Regions from separate parts of the Homo sapiens genome. Here all the other regions are linked to region 4. The links are chromatin contacts, found by Hi-C in ENCODE. All regions are on one chromosome and are shown on one strand. The core of a region is the stretch at or near the end of the contact, and the rest is flanking DNA. Distances in the headings are between cores, read along the strand shown. Region 1 holds the start of TIMM17A (translocase of inner mitochondrial membrane 17A). Region 2 holds the start of ZNF281 (zinc finger protein 281). Region 3 holds the start of IPO9-AS1 (IPO9 antisense RNA 1). Region 4 holds the start of TMEM9 (transmembrane protein 9). Region 5 holds the start of ARL8A (ARF like GTPase 8A).

Region 1 (2,806 bases), core at 210-2,709, 800 kb before region 4:
TTTTTTGAGATGGAGTCTCACTCTGTCACCCAGGCTGGAGTGCAATGGCGCAATCTTGGCTCACTGCAACCTCCGTCTCCTGGGTTCAAGTGATTCTCCTGCCTCAGCCTCCCAAGTAGCTGGGACTACAGGCGCGTGCCACCACGCCCGGCTAATATTTGTATTTTTAGTAGAGACGGGGTTTCACCATACTGGCCAGGCTGGTCTTGAACTCCTGACCTCGTGATCCGCCTCGGCCTTCCAAAGTGCTGGGATTACAGGCGTGAGCCACCACACCCGGCCTTATTTTTCTAAGATCTTTAACTCAACATAGTTAAATATTTTAACTCTCTGCTAACCTGTGTCATTATAGTACATCAAACAGCTATTTACAGTGTGCTGAGTCCTACATATCTGAGCACAATCCAGAATGGAGGATAACTGCTTTGAAGAAGATAAGTTTGAAGAGCCAGGAGACCCTAAAACTTATATTTTGTATGCCATTTATGGGAGAGGGGAACATAAAACATGCAACAAGGCTAGGATACCAGAGTAGTAATTTAAGGTCCTGGGCACTTTCACAAATTGAGGACATCTTGGTTGTTGCTCTTACACAATAAAACAAATGATTAACCGAAATATCAAGATTTGATTTTTTACCTATGACCCTAGAAACTTTAAACTCTGGCAACCTGAGACTTCTGACAGCAATTACATCGTTTTATAATTATCTATGTGTCTGGTTTATTCATACTCAATAAACGCTGGATGTAACAATGAATTTCTGTCCATGGCTTTTCAGAGAACACATGCTATTACCTCTTCCTATTTCCCAGGTAATTTTTGTCCCCCTCTACCCTCAAGAAAGAATTCCAAGAAGGAAAACAAGGCCCCACGCAATAAAGAAGCTTATCCAGACCCCTTGGCTAAAATCTATGTTCCATTCATTTAAAATGCTTCACTCTGTGGACACATATCATGATACAAGTAAAACCTCAAGAATGACACTCCCTCAAATGCCTATTCTTCAGTTCCTCAACGCAGGAACTGAGCAAGGCGAGACGGAGGGACGCGCCCAAGGTCACCTCGACGAACAGGGGGGATTATAACTGGCCCCGCATAAAGTCGATTACGCCCTGCGTTGGGAGGAGGTTCCGAGGTTCTATCAAACTCAAGTCTGGACCTCCTTACCATCCATCACAAGGTCACACGGGTGCTGGGTTGGGAGAGGGAGGCTCACGCGGCCGGGGAGGTACTAAGTACAGGGCTAAGAAGCCGACTGGCCGCGAAAGACCGCATTGCCCAGTTACCAGGCCCAAGTCGACGAGGCTGCGGTTGAGTCTGGCTTGCACCTTGGGAGCCTGGACAAGGGAGAAGGAGGGCAGTGGGCAGGGGGGCAAGAGAAATGCAAAGACAGCGGTGAAGCTCACCAAGGCTCTCGCGCGTACTCCTCCATCTTGACTCCAATGCCGCGAGTGATGCCGGGCAAGCTGGGCGGAGCCTGACCCCAGAGGCGGAAGTGATCCCGAGAGGAGGGCGTTAAGGTCTATGAGCATTGGTTCACCATTTCCCGCTGCAGCCAATGGGAGCCAGGACTCCTGTGGCCAGCGTGTGGTCGGGGCATTGGCCGCGGCGTGGCGAGACTGGCCCTGCCCACGTCCTCAAAGGCCGCGAGTCCCGGCTGTGTGGGCGGGGGGCTACCAATGACGGAGTCACACTACCCGGTCACCAGAGGTTCCGTGGACTGAAATCAACGCGATACTGCCTAAATACGCTTCTTTCTTTCCCTTCCCTTCCGCCTTCCCTTCCCCCTTCCCTTCCCCCTTTCCTTTTCTTCTCTCCTTCCATCCTTTTTCTTTCTTTCTTTTTCTTTTCTTCTTCTTTTTTTTTTTGAGACAGAGTCTGGCTCTGTCGCCCAGGCTGGAGTGCAGCGGCGAGATCTCGGCTCACTGCAACCTCCGCCTCCCGAGTTCAAGCGATTCTCCTGCCTTAGCCTCCTGAGTAGCTGGGACTACAGGCGGGCGCCACCAGGTCCGGCTAATTTTTATGTTTTTTTAGTAGAGACGGGGTTTCGCCATGTTGATCAGGCTGGACTCGAACTCCTGACCTCGTGATCCGCCCACCTCGGCCTCCCAGAGTGCTAGAATTACAGGCGTGAGCCGCCGCACCCGGCCTCTTTCTTTCTCTTCTTTTCTTTTCTTTCCTTTCTCTCTCTTCTTTTTCTTTCTTTCTTTTTTGGTACTTTTGCTGTCAAATGTGGATTAATGCTATCTTATTCGTCACTTACTGTGAAGCTGTTACCAAATACACGTAGCTCCTTTAGGGCAAACAGTGTCTCAGTGATTTATAATAACCACAGTGCCTGGAATGTAGTAGATGCTCAATAAATGTTTGTGAACTGGAACTGTTTGGGCCATCTGGAGAGCCATGACCAATTTGGAGCCCTCGATTTCAGGGACATTGACACCAGAGCCTCTCACAGGCCTCTCCACTAATGATCACCAGAAGGTGTGAAGATGTTTGGCTCGGAGAAGAGGGGACTTATGGGGACCAGGCCGGGCGTGGTGACACGTGCCTGTAGCCCTGACTGTTCGGGAGACTGAGGCGGGAAGATAGCTTGAGCCCAGGAGATCTACCCCGCAGGGAGCTGTGATCATGCCACTGCACTCTAGTGACAGAGTGAGACACTGTCAAAAAAAAAAAAAAAAAAAGGTTGGGACCCATGGAGCTTTTAGTTTACTGTCAACAAAATCCCAATCATGTGATGGCTGTTAAAGTGCTCCTCTCCATTCTGTACGTTTGTAATTAACTTTAAAAATATGTATAT
Region 2 (2,700 bases), core at 161-2,660, 740 kb after region 4:
CAGTTTAAGTGGTGGAATACTTACATGTTGTTTCATGGGATTAGAAAAAAAGCAATTTCTTCTTATCTCAAAATTCTCATTAAATATTGTCTGTAAAATTTTTAGGGCAGGCTGAGAGAGGTCCATAAGTATTAGTAAATAATCCCTATGGTTTCGATTGTGAAATTTCCCAGAGAATTTATTATTTAATTATGAGAAGTTATTTAGCTAGAAACATTGTGATGTACATGTAACTTCATTAAGAAAACATACTATGTAAATAAGCTGTTGTCATAGTTCTAGTTCTTTTATTTAAAATTTCTCATTTATAAATATCCTTTGCTAGGAAAGTGTCTGGTTTAGATTTCTGCATGCTTAACATGAAATCGAGTGCCTTGTGTACATTAGACACTGAATAAATATTTGTTGTTTGATTTTGTTGATATAACTTTGATTTTAAGATTTTACTTCATAATTTTCCCTTACAAGAAAAATTTCTAAATTTGCAATGAGTTTCTCGGTATTCTGTACTGGCGAGGAAAGAGTTGATCCTAGCAGAGCTCTTAGAATGGCCTGGTGGTTAATTTTTCATAAACAATATAAAGGGCCAGGCATTCATAACGTGGCAAACAGACTGATTAGCCAGGCTAAGGTACGGGGGCATTTAAATAAGATGTAATGATAATGAAGTATGTGTGTGGGCGTGTTTTACAGGACTGCTGCACCTGGATTACGCTCGGTTTCCTCTTCCAGTAGCCTTCAGGAAGGTTGGCAGTAAGACAAGTTTTTTTCTTTTTCTTTTTTTTTTTTTTGTTGCAACGGTACCACTAATTGCGGTTTCAAAGCAGGCTCCTCCCATAAATGCAAAGGATATGCGCCCATTATTAGTGCTTCCAAATTCAAAGGGATAACATAAGCACCTGTTTTAATAAATGTTGAGCATTTGGAGTTGAATGCTTCTTGATAGAATCAAAAGTGCCCTCAATGATCCACTTCTAGGTTTGAATTTTATTTCAAGACCTGGATTGCAAAACCTAGAGTGAAGAAAGCCCTAACATTGAATCCTCAGTTTCCCTCACCTTCTCTTCCAGCCCCTTTCTCTGCATCTCCCACGCCACGCTGTAGTACAGTCCCCCGTAACTTCCCGCCCCTTGGGTTCCACCTCCTGAGCGTCTTTCCCCCAGAAACCCTCAACCACTTTCATCTCCTTCAGTGCAGCCCACCAATCACGCCTGTTCGCCTCGAAAGCCCCTTTTTAGCAGGGCTCCAAATCCCCGCCTCCCCTGCCCTTGCTCCCCCGCCTCCGCCCAACGGCCCCAGTGATTGACAGGCAGGCCGGGCGGAAGCTGCGGCGCAGGCGCCCTGGCTCCTTAGCCCTCCCCTCTGGCCGGGTCGAGGAGTTCCCAGCAGACACTGCGCCGCGGCTGCGCAGTACACGGGAGGCTTTTAATTCCATTGTGGAGAGGACGGCGTTATTTTTATTAACTGGAGGCGACGGCGGCTGCGGCGGCGGCGGGACCCGTAAGTATTGCCGGTGGGTCCAGGAGGGAGAGGGCGAGGCCTGGGGAAGAGTCGCAGGACCATGCGTGCCGGTGCCGGAGGCGACTGGGCTGGGAATTAGTGCTGGGCGCGTTGCGGTCTGGGCGGCGGCGCGGCGGGGTCCTTAGCGCTGCGGTGGTCCCGGCCCGGGGCCCGGTTCCACCTCCTTTCCTCCCTCTTCCCTCTTCCTCCTCCTTTCTTCAGCCAGGCCTCCTCCGGGGTATGAAAATCGGCAGTGGGTTCCTGAGTGGCGGCGGAGGTACCGGCAGTAGCGGTGGTAGCGGCTCCGGCGGCGGTGGTAGTGGCGGCGGCGGCGGCGGCGGCAGCAGCGGCAGGAGGGCAGAGATGGAACCCACCTTTCCCCAGGGTATGGTTATGTTCAACCACCGTCTTCCCCCGGTCACCAGCTTCACCCGGCCGGCGGGGTCGGCCGCCCCTCCCCCGCAATGCGTGTTATCCTCCTCTACCTCCGCAGCCCCGGCCGCTGAGCCCCCCCCTCCGCCAGCCCCGGACATGACTTTCAAGAAGGAGCCGGCGGCGTCAGCCGCGGCCTTCCCCTCGCAGAGGACCTCCTGGGGGTTCTTGCAGTCTTTGGTTAGCATCAAACAGGAGAAACCCGCGGATCCTGAGGAGCAGCAGTCCCACCACCACCATCACCACCACCACTATGGGGGGCTGTTCGCTGGAGCTGAAGAGAGGTCTCCAGGCCTAGGAGGCGGTGAAGGGGGGAGTCACGGCGTCATCCAGGACCTCAGTATTCTCCACCAGCATGTCCAGCAGCAACCAGCCCAGCACCACCGTGACGTATTACTCAGCAGCAGTAGCAGGACTGATGACCACCATGGCACTGAGGAGCCAAAGCAGGACACTAATGTCAAAAAGGCAAAAAGGCCAAAGCCAGAATCTCAGGGAATCAAAGCCAAGAGGAAGCCAAGTGCATCTTCCAAACCTTCTTTGGTTGGAGATGGAGAAGGTGCCATCCTCTCCCCAAGTCAGAAACCTCATATCTGTGATCACTGTAGTGCTGCTTTCCGAAGCTCCTATCACCTGCGGAGACATGTCCTCATTCATACAGGAGAAAGACCTTTCCAGTGCAGCCAGTGTAGTATGGGTTTCATTCAGAAATACCTACTACAGAGACATGAGAAAATTCATAGTAGAGAGAAGCCATTTGGATGTGAT
Region 3 (2,797 bases), core at 134-2,633, 680 kb before region 4:
TGAGACCATGGCATTTGGCTAAAGTTGAAAAGATCAGAGCAAAAGTGGAGTTGTTGTAAGACAGTTTAAATACAAGTCAAGGTCCACCTTTCATACAAAGGTGCCAGACATGCATTTGGAGCACCAGGAGCACTGGGTACCACTCAGGGAAGGTTTAGTTAAGATGAATTTGCACCAGACTCTCAAGTTTTATTCAGGTGACAACTTGAATGTGATGAGGTTCCTTTGCTTTGTCACTCTTCCTTCCTCATACTCAAGGGGGACAGACATTAATGTGCATAAACGAATTTTATTTAGAAGCCGCTAAAAATTCCTTTAGATTAGTTTATACATGGTTCTCAAACAGCTTTCTCCTAACCAGTGGTTTCTCCTGTATAGATCTGATATTTTATAAAACAATGACAATTACAAGTGGGCCTTCAAAATGGTCCTTAGCCTGTTAGATCCCAAATCTTAACATATTTCCAACAGAAGAAAATTTGTTTTCAACAGCTCTTTCATACTGTGAAAGAATGTAAACTAAATTTAAGAGAGATTTGTTCTAAATTCTTTTCAATAGAAATACGTCCAGTAGGAGAGCTAACTGAAGGTTTTGAATATGATGGGTGTGTGATGGGACAATTTCCCATATCTCTGATGAAGTATTTAAGTGGTGGTGGAAATATTCCTGAGTTGGGAGATTCTGAGGATTTGGAGTTCCAGTGAAGCTCTGACCAGATATATTTCTTACACAAAGACCAAGAAGATTTCTCCTCCTGTTTCTGGATTAAATTGTTCTTTGTGGTAGCTACACTGGACCCGGTGAAAGGCTCACGCGGCAGGAAATTGATAGAAAATCTCGAACCAATGGTTTATTTTCTTCTCCATCACTTTAAAGCACACAATAGAGGACGGAGACAAAGAATCAAAAACAAAGGATGATCAGTTCCTCCAAACAGAAATGCACAAAGGTATTTAATAAGGGCAAATTATTTTTAAAATAAACGTTAAGTATGGTCAGGACAGTGAAGCAATCGCATATGCATTTAATTTCTGGGAAAACACGAAGAGTACAAACAACTAGCTAGGTTTATAACTCAGAGGCAGAAACTTGTTTGATGACATCTATTAAGCTTTGATAGCCGCCTTTTCGAGGCCCTACCCTTCACCACTCCTACTAATAGCTCCCCCTACTCTTATCCCAGTACAATCCAGCTGGTGAAGAGAACAGCGAAAGACTTTGGTCCTGGACTCAAAAAATATTTCCCCGACCGCGCTACTTCCTCCAACAGCACCAAGTCTAGCTCCATCTCCGTCCCCTGCAGATTCTAGGCTCCATCTATCTTTTCAAGTCTCCACCCTCCCTCCCCCACTCCCAGGCTCCACCTCCCCCGACCCTATCCTTCAGGCGCGCCTCTCCTCTCTCGGACTTTCACAACCACCAGCGACATCAATCTCTCGCTTCCTGCTCCACTTCTCGGCGCCCACATCTCCAACTGGCTCAGGCTCCCCATGTCCCCAGCCGGTACGGAGCTGCGGTCAGCGGATTGTGCGGCTGAGCCATCCTCGTGACGGTCCCGCCTCACTCACCCTCCGTCACCTCCAGCACCTTAATCTGTTCTTCAGCAGCCGCCCGCACCTCCTGTACTGGGGATAGGATCCCGGTGAGCGTATCCACTAACGCTTCCTTTAATCCTTGTGCCACTGGACCCGGCAGCCCGGAGGCCGCACCAGCTGCCGCCGCCGCCGCCATCTTTTCTCCCCTCAGCCCGCCAGCCCCGCGGCCGGGACCCGCCACCGAATGACGGCCCCCGCGCGCGGCCAATCCGCGAAGCCGCGCCTGCGCACCAGAGGCGGGCGGGAGCGGGCGGAGGGCGGGGAATGAATCTAAGCCTCCAGAGACAGCGCCTCCTGCTGCCTGAACGAGAACTGCACCTTTCTCTGCAAGGATCTCTGGATTTGTGTGAAAACTGAGCCCCAGACAGGTTAAGGGGCTTTCCTAAAGTTGCACAGTAAGTTAGCAATCTCATTTGGAATAAAGTTCATGATATATGACTTTATATTCATGCATCTTTCAGGTGTTAGGAGAGAGGAGGCGGGATGGGAATAGATGTAGAGGGCTTTAAGGAGAGAGGTCTGGGTCACAAATAGCCCCTATTTTAAACCACATTCTTTTCCCCCCAAACACTGAAAAAAAGTTGGCTCAAGTGACTCTCTTCATCTTAGCCTCAGGAATCCAAAGAGGGGGGAAAATAAACTAAAGCAAACTGGGAAGTGGAAGTGGGAAAACCACGGCCCAGTCCCTTGGTTTTCCAGCCTAGATGAGCCCAACCTCAAAGCTGGGAAGTGGCTGGGCAGGGGAGACACCGGCATGTGAAAGGGAGTTTCTTCCAGAGTGAGTGTTGTATGTGACTATTTGAGAATGAATCCTATTTGTTGAAAATGTATAAATTTTTTTCCCTGAGAAATTATGGCTGGACATTTAAGGGGTGCGAGAACAAGAGCAGTTTGATGATATGGTTGTCAGCAGCTGGTCGTGGGAAATGGCCTACGGTGCAGAGCCGCTCCTGAATAGCGGAGCAGGTGGAGAGGATGAGCGCTCCAGTGAGGTGTTAAAAATGCAGGGTGTGGCGAGGCGCAGTGGCTCACGCCTCTAATCCTAGCACTTTGGGAGGCCGAGGCAGGAGGATCGCTTGAGCCCAGGATTTCGAGAACAGCCTGGGCAACATAGCGAGACTTCGTCTCTACAAAAAAATACAAAAATTGCCCAGGCGTGGTGGCGTACGCCCTGTAGTCCCGGCTGTTCGGGAGGTGGAGG
Region 4 (2,700 bases), core at 73-2,572:
ATGGGCATGGAAACCGAGACTTCTGAAAGGATTCCAAAGACTTCCAAAGATCCAAAGGCGGTGTCCTAAAGGAAACCACCCAAATTCACACAACTAGGAAGGGAGGAACCAGGATTCCTGCCCTGGTCACTCTAGCTCCAAAGCCCCTGACCTTTGCATCACACTGCAGGCCTCCTGCCCCTGCCCCCTGCCAACTAGATTTAATTTAATTCTATAGAATTCAGTTTAGCAAACACTTCCTGAGCACCTACCAAACACAGGTCACTCTGCCAGGTGGCAAGGATATAAAGAGGAATAAGACATAAGCATAGGAGAGAGGAACACAAACTCAGTGGCCTCCAGATAAGTGCCCACCTCAGTTCACAGGGCCTGCGAGGGGCTTGATTCCACCTGGACCCAGCCCCTATGCTAATCCAGCCACCAACCTCAAGTTTGGGCCATATTGATACCCCTCCCACCCACCCCTAAGGAATCCCAACATATCAAAGCTGAAGGGGATCTTAGAATCCAACCGAATCATTTTACAGATAAGGGAAGTAAGGGAAGCTGAGGCCCAGAGAAGGGAGGTATCTTTTCCAGGCTAACACAGCTGCTTAGGGGGAGCGCCAGGGCCAAAGCCCCGGTGTCCTCACTCCGGGTCTGGTGCCCTGAATTCATATGACTCCCCTTTCCTTCACAGCTGGCAAGAAGTTCACATCTGCCACATAGCAGCCAGGGACCCTCACCCCTGCATCCTGGCCATGCACACTTTGCCCCATTTTGCCAGGCCCAGCACCAGCATGGGGTAGGGGGATCAGGCTGAGGACGCTGTTGTGCACACTCTTCACAGGCCCAGCCCACACCACCCATCGCCAACCCTAGATTTCTCCTTCTCAGAGGTGTGTGTAGGGGTAGAGACGTTGCCGCGCAGAAAGTCTTCTGCAGCAAAGACGTGGATCCCTAAATAACATTTCCAGATTTTGAATGAGGACAAAGCCCTTCAATCTCGTATCGTTTTTGTTGACGTTACTAGCTTACAGTGTATAAAGCGCTTTCTTTCTAAAACAGCAAGATGAAACAAGCTGAGTTTTATAATACAAGGAAGGGAGAAGCACCGCAGTGGGAGTTCTCAGGCCACACAAAGGCAAGACCCTTCCCCAGGAGTTTGGAAGGCTGACGTTCCCTTTTCTGGTTTGGTCGGGTTTGAGAAATGCCCGCCTCTCCCTTGCGCAAGAGTCTCCCCGCCCAGGTGAAGGCGGGTCTTGTTGCCATGGCGACAGCGCGGTCGGGTTAAGGGGCTGCTCTGGCAACCAATAGAAGCTAGGAGAGGGCGGGGACAACTGGGTCTTTTGCGGCTGCAGCGGGCTTGTAGGTTCGTGGACGCGGCATTGGGGGAGGGGACGGGGGTCGCGGGGCTATTGGGGGTCCCAGTCCGGCTTAAGACCTCTGGGCGTGGTGGGCACCGGCCTTCGCCGTCGGAGCAGGGGTCCCAGACTCGCACCCAAAAGTTCCCGTCGGGCCCGAGCGGGGAGGAGCTGCGGGGCGGGCAGAGGCGGAGATGGCGGAGGGCGGTGGGACGTGATGCGCGGGTCAGAGCCGGGCCTTGAGAAGGAACTGGAGGCCCCTGGCAGCGGTGTCCCCTCGAGGACCCCTCTGCCGGGCTCACCAGGTGGCTGGCGGAGAGCCGGAGAGTTGGGCGGGAGGGAAGCAGGGTTTGGCGACCAGGTTTAGCAGGCCTTGGAATCCTGGAGCCCAGCCCCCAACCCCATTCCCACTTGGCCGGATGGTTAAGGGCCTAGCGTGCTGGCTGCGGTGTGGCCACCTTCCCCTTCTCCGACTCCGTATCTCTTTTTCCAGGTGTCCGGCTTTGCTGGCCCAGCAAGCCTGATAAGCATGAAGCTCTTATCTTTGGTGGCTGTGGTCGGGTGTTTGCTGGTGCCCCCAGCTGAAGCCAACAAGGTGAGGGAGGTGAGCCTGCAGCACCTGGTCACGACCACAGTGCACGGCCACCCTGTCTACAGGGCTGACTCAGAGGTAGCCAGCTGCTCCTTAAGCCTGCCTCTCACTCACCTATGGGCCATACTTCTTTTAGTGGTCTTCCTTCAGGTTCAAGGCTGCTGGCCTCCCTAAGGATAGTGCGGGTGAGGAGTGAGGAAGGGTGGGGCACAGAGCACTGGCTCACTCTGATCAGACAGATCAGTGGTGGACTTCCAGCAAGGAAGTTTGGAGAAGTTATCTAAGTTCTCCATACCTTCCTTTGCTTTGGACCAAAGTATGTTTTGTTTCAGATATTTTTGGATTTGGGAGTATTTGCACATAAAAAATGAGCTATCTTGGGGAGGGGACCTAAGTCTAAACCTGAAGTTCGTTTATGTTTCATATATGCTGTATATACATAGCCCGAAGGTAATTTTATACAATATTTTCAATAATTGTGTGCATGAAACAAAGTTTATCTACACTGAACCATCAGAAAGCAAAGGCGTCACTATCTCAGGCACCCATGTGGATAGTCTGGTTGGTTGGCATCACCACCATTCCTGACAATGAATTTATATGCTACCGATAAATATTTTCTTACGTTACACATAAGTTCTTAACGGTAAAAAAATATGATGTACTATTAACACAGTGAAAATAAATGATGTGTTCAGGGTAACTAAGCACAGTAGCATCACCAGAATACCTGTATCAGCTGTTAGACACAGCAACATAAGGCTT
Region 5 (2,754 bases), core at 175-2,674, 990 kb before region 4:
AGGTTAGAAAGATGGTGCTTAATAAACCAGAATATTGGCCAGGCTCATGCCTGTAATCCCAGCACTTTGGGAGGCTGAGGCAGGCAGATGGCTTGAGCTCAGGGCTTCGAGACCAGCCTGGACAACATGGCAAAACCCCGTCTCTACCAAATATACAAAAATTAGGCTGGCATGGTGGCGCATGCCTGTAGTCCCAGCTACTCGGGAGGCTGAGGTAGAAGAATCACCTGAGCCCGAGGAGGTGGAGGCTGCAGTGAGTCGAGATCCCACCGCTGCACTCCAGCCTGGGCCACACAGTGAGACCCCATCAAAAAAAAAAAAAAAAACAATATTATGCTAGCCGAAACCTTGTGATTCTTCTACTTTGGTAACTGTTTGACTATTTGGGGTCATCTAACTCCAGTTGATTGGACAGATATGGTTGATATTGATAGTTTACCCACTTTTGACTAAAACAATAGACTACATATGACTACATTTGAAAACCAAACCCCAACGGGCAGCCAGCATAGGCTGGGGACTGCCCGAAGCCTGAGCCTACCCGGGACTGCCAGCTGAGGTTGTCAGCCTGCCTGAGCAGGTCCTATGGGTGGGTCTTGCAAGGAGAGGGGCAGGAGTAAGGCATCTTTGCAGGCACTCCAGACCCACTTCAAGAGGAGAACTATCACTTCTCCTCCTGAAGAATACTCTGCTTTTCACCAAAACAGGGCAACATTTTCCTTTGTCACAGACGTTCCTCACTGAAAACCCCCTGCCAGGACTGTATCTGTTTGGGTATCTTGGGGATGCTGGTAAAAATCCGGAGCAAGTTCAAGCGTCCGTTTCACTTGGGGCCAGAGGCTTCCTAACAAGTGGTCGGGGTAAATTGTGGTGAACAAAACAAGATGGAGTATTAAAAGACCCGAATACGGTTGTCCCTCTGCACTGGGTGCATTTTGAGAGGATGGGACTGTACCCAGGAATGCTCAGAGGCAAGGGTTCAGGGACAAAAAAGCCTCCATCTGCCTCCCTGTCGTAGAGATCTCATCTCCGTGTCCTGGGAAGTGGGTGACCCACTCTCCTTCAACCTGAAAAGGCTCCTGCTTAACCGGAACCTCACCCACCTCGAGCCCACCACCCTTTAAGAAAGGGGGTGCCAGTCAGGGCGCGGCAGTCGGGGACAGGGTCTAAAATAAATTAGACCCCATTTCCCAAGCGCCTCTCGACGCCAGCTGCCGGTCAACCCCCGCCGCTGAAGCCTGCGGATTCCCTGCTCACCCCACCTGCGGATTCCCTGCTCACCCCACCTGCGGGTGCGGCCCCTGGCCCCCCGGCTCCAGCGAGGGAGGAGCGCGCGCTCGGGTGCGAGCAGGACACGGCCCGGCCGCGAGGGAGGGCGGCGGCGGCGGCGGAGGAGGAGGGCGCGGAAGCCACACCCATCGGCGAGCCGATTCCGGGGCAGCGAGTCGTCGGCAGCCGCGCTCGAGCCTCCGCCCGCACCGAGCCGCGGGACCCGGGCCGTACCGGGGAGGGGCCGCTCCGGGCCGCAGCGCGAGGGCAGCGAGGGGCGGCGGGGACCTGGCACCGGGCGGGGCCGGCGGCAGCGACCATGATCGCTTTGTTCAACAAGCTGCTGGACTGGTTCAAGGCCCTATTCTGGAAGGAGGAGATGGAGCTCACGCTGGTCGGGCTTCAGTACTCGGGCAAGACCACCTTCGTCAACGTGATCGCGGTACGAGGGCGTCGGGCGCGGGGTCCCCGGGCGCGGGCCGCGGGTCGGGCCTGTCCCCGCCCGCGCCGCGCCCTGCTGAGCCGGGGTCGCCGCCTGGCATAGCCGGGCACGGCCGGGCGCCGGGCGGGGGAGGAGCCGGCCCCGAGCGCTTGGGGCCTAGTACGGCCCGTGCCGTGGGGGACCGGGGCGGCGCGCGACCCGCTCTCTCACCCGGGCCGGTACTGCACGGCTGGGGGCAGGGGAAGGGGGACGAACAGACAGGGCCGGTGCCACGGGGCAGGCGGCACCGAGGGGCTCTCGAAGCAGGAGGGACCCGCTGCCGGCTGAGACGGGCCCCCTCTGGCCCCCGCGCAAGGGGGCATGACGGGGCGAAAGTGCACGGGCCTTCCTGTCCCGCGGGTAGAGGGTCACGGGACGGGGCGGCCGAGAGGCTTGAGGAGGGGGTTTGGGCAAGCCCAGCCCCACCCAGAGGGCTTAACCCCTCCTTGCCGGAAGAGGAAGCCCCGGCCCTATTGAGGGGGAGGGGAGGTATCCCCCGGGGTAGAGGAGTCAGCTGAGGCCCTTGGCTCAAGCCCAGACTCCTCCCCAACTTCTCCCCGACCCGCAGTGTCTAGCCGGGGGTCCAGGGAGGATCGCATGGTAACGGGAGTTTGGAGACTCCGTCTGGCTCAGAAGTTTGCAGGAGCAGGTGCTCCCGACAAGAGAGGATGAGGTGTAGGGGCACGGCCCACTGGGGCCTTGGGAGAGTGGCTCTAAGGGCTTTGGGTCGTCAACACTGAAGTGGGTGATTGTAAGTCTTTCAGCGCCAGGGGAGTGGTGGGGAAGGAGTTAAAATCTCTCTCAAAAAAGGGGAAGATGAGCTCCATGGGTGTGAGCTGAGGCTGCCGTAATGGCTGCGGCCTGCCTGTCAGAGCCAGGCTAGACAGGGCTTGTGGGTCGAGGAAGCATGGGACAGGGGCTGGGGTTGTCCAGGGACCTGGCCCCAGTCCCAAAGCTGAGGTTTCCCACAACTGTGAGTTGGCCAGATAGTAACCAAAGATACT

What was found. Hi-C counts contacts between places; a loop is a spot of excess contacts on that map. Pooled maps may share reads with other maps.
Region 1: a map of naive thymus-derived CD4-positive, alpha-beta T cell shows a loop between it and region 4 (7-fold over the local background). The contact joins the promoter of TIMM17A here to the promoter of TMEM9 in region 4. A Hi-C loop is called at or near these places in 1 of 168 maps with a recorded cell type or tissue (naive thymus-derived CD4-positive, alpha-beta T cell), 1 of 37 single-sample maps with no recorded cell type and 7 of 50 pooled maps.
Region 2: a loop to region 4 is called in a map of CD8-positive, alpha-beta T cell, with 7 times the contacts of the local background. The contact joins the promoter of ZNF281 here to the promoter of TMEM9 in region 4. A Hi-C loop is called at or near these places in 3 of 168 maps with a recorded cell type or tissue (CD4-positive, alpha-beta T cell, CD8-positive, alpha-beta T cell and naive thymus-derived CD4-positive, alpha-beta T cell) and 9 of 50 pooled maps.
Region 3: a map of CD4-positive, alpha-beta T cell shows a loop between it and region 4 (3-fold over the local background). The contact joins the promoter of IPO9-AS1 here to the promoter of TMEM9 in region 4. A Hi-C loop is called at or near these places in 2 of 168 maps with a recorded cell type or tissue (CD4-positive, alpha-beta T cell and naive thymus-derived CD4-positive, alpha-beta T cell) and 8 of 50 pooled maps.
Region 5: a loop to region 4 is called in a map of B cell, with 9 times the contacts of the local background. The contact joins the promoter of ARL8A here to the promoter of TMEM9 in region 4. A Hi-C loop is called at or near these places in 2 of 168 maps with a recorded cell type or tissue (B cell and CD4-positive, alpha-beta T cell) and 1 of 50 pooled maps.

What each region holds. Positions count from the first base shown.
Region 1 is chr1:201,954,156-201,956,961 of GRCh38, reverse strand. It overlaps TIMM17A (translocase of inner mitochondrial membrane 17A), which reads right to left and starts at 1,459. Exons shown (of 6, transcript NM_006335.3): 1 at 1,410-1,459. The coding sequence starts at 1,435. RefSeq lists an enhancer at 1,181-1,470.
Region 2 is chr1:200,408,746-200,411,445 of GRCh38, reverse strand. ZNF281 (zinc finger protein 281) reads left to right here and starts at 1,410. Exons shown (of 2, transcript NM_001281293.2): 1 at 1,410-1,500; 2 at 1,723-2,700. The coding sequence starts at 1,741. RefSeq lists enhancers at 1-156, 832-881, 428-1,005, 1,006-1,583, 1,584-2,161 and a silencer at 1,222-1,401.
Region 3 is chr1:201,828,145-201,830,941 of GRCh38, reverse strand. IPO9-AS1 (IPO9 antisense RNA 1) reads left to right here and starts at 1,383. Exons shown (of 3, transcript NR_046696.1): 1 at 1,383-1,991. IPO9 (importin 9) reads right to left here and starts at 1,785. Exons shown (of 24, transcript NM_018085.5): 1 at 1,570-1,785. The coding sequence starts at 1,732. RefSeq lists enhancers at 1,486-1,695, 1,707-2,001, 2,158-2,671, 2,672-2,797 and a silencer at 1,746-1,985.
Region 4 is chr1:201,153,096-201,155,795 of GRCh38, reverse strand. TMEM9 (transmembrane protein 9) reads left to right here and starts at 1,322. Exons shown (of 5, transcript NM_001288565.2): 1 at 1,322-1,938. The coding sequence starts at 1,873. RefSeq lists a silencer at 1,246-1,525 and an enhancer at 1,936-2,085.
Region 5 is chr1:202,143,407-202,146,160 of GRCh38, reverse strand. ARL8A (ARF like GTPase 8A) reads left to right here and starts at 1,424. Exons shown (of 7, transcript NM_138795.4): 1 at 1,424-1,711. The coding sequence starts at 1,589. RefSeq lists silencers at 1,224-1,933, 2,434-2,483.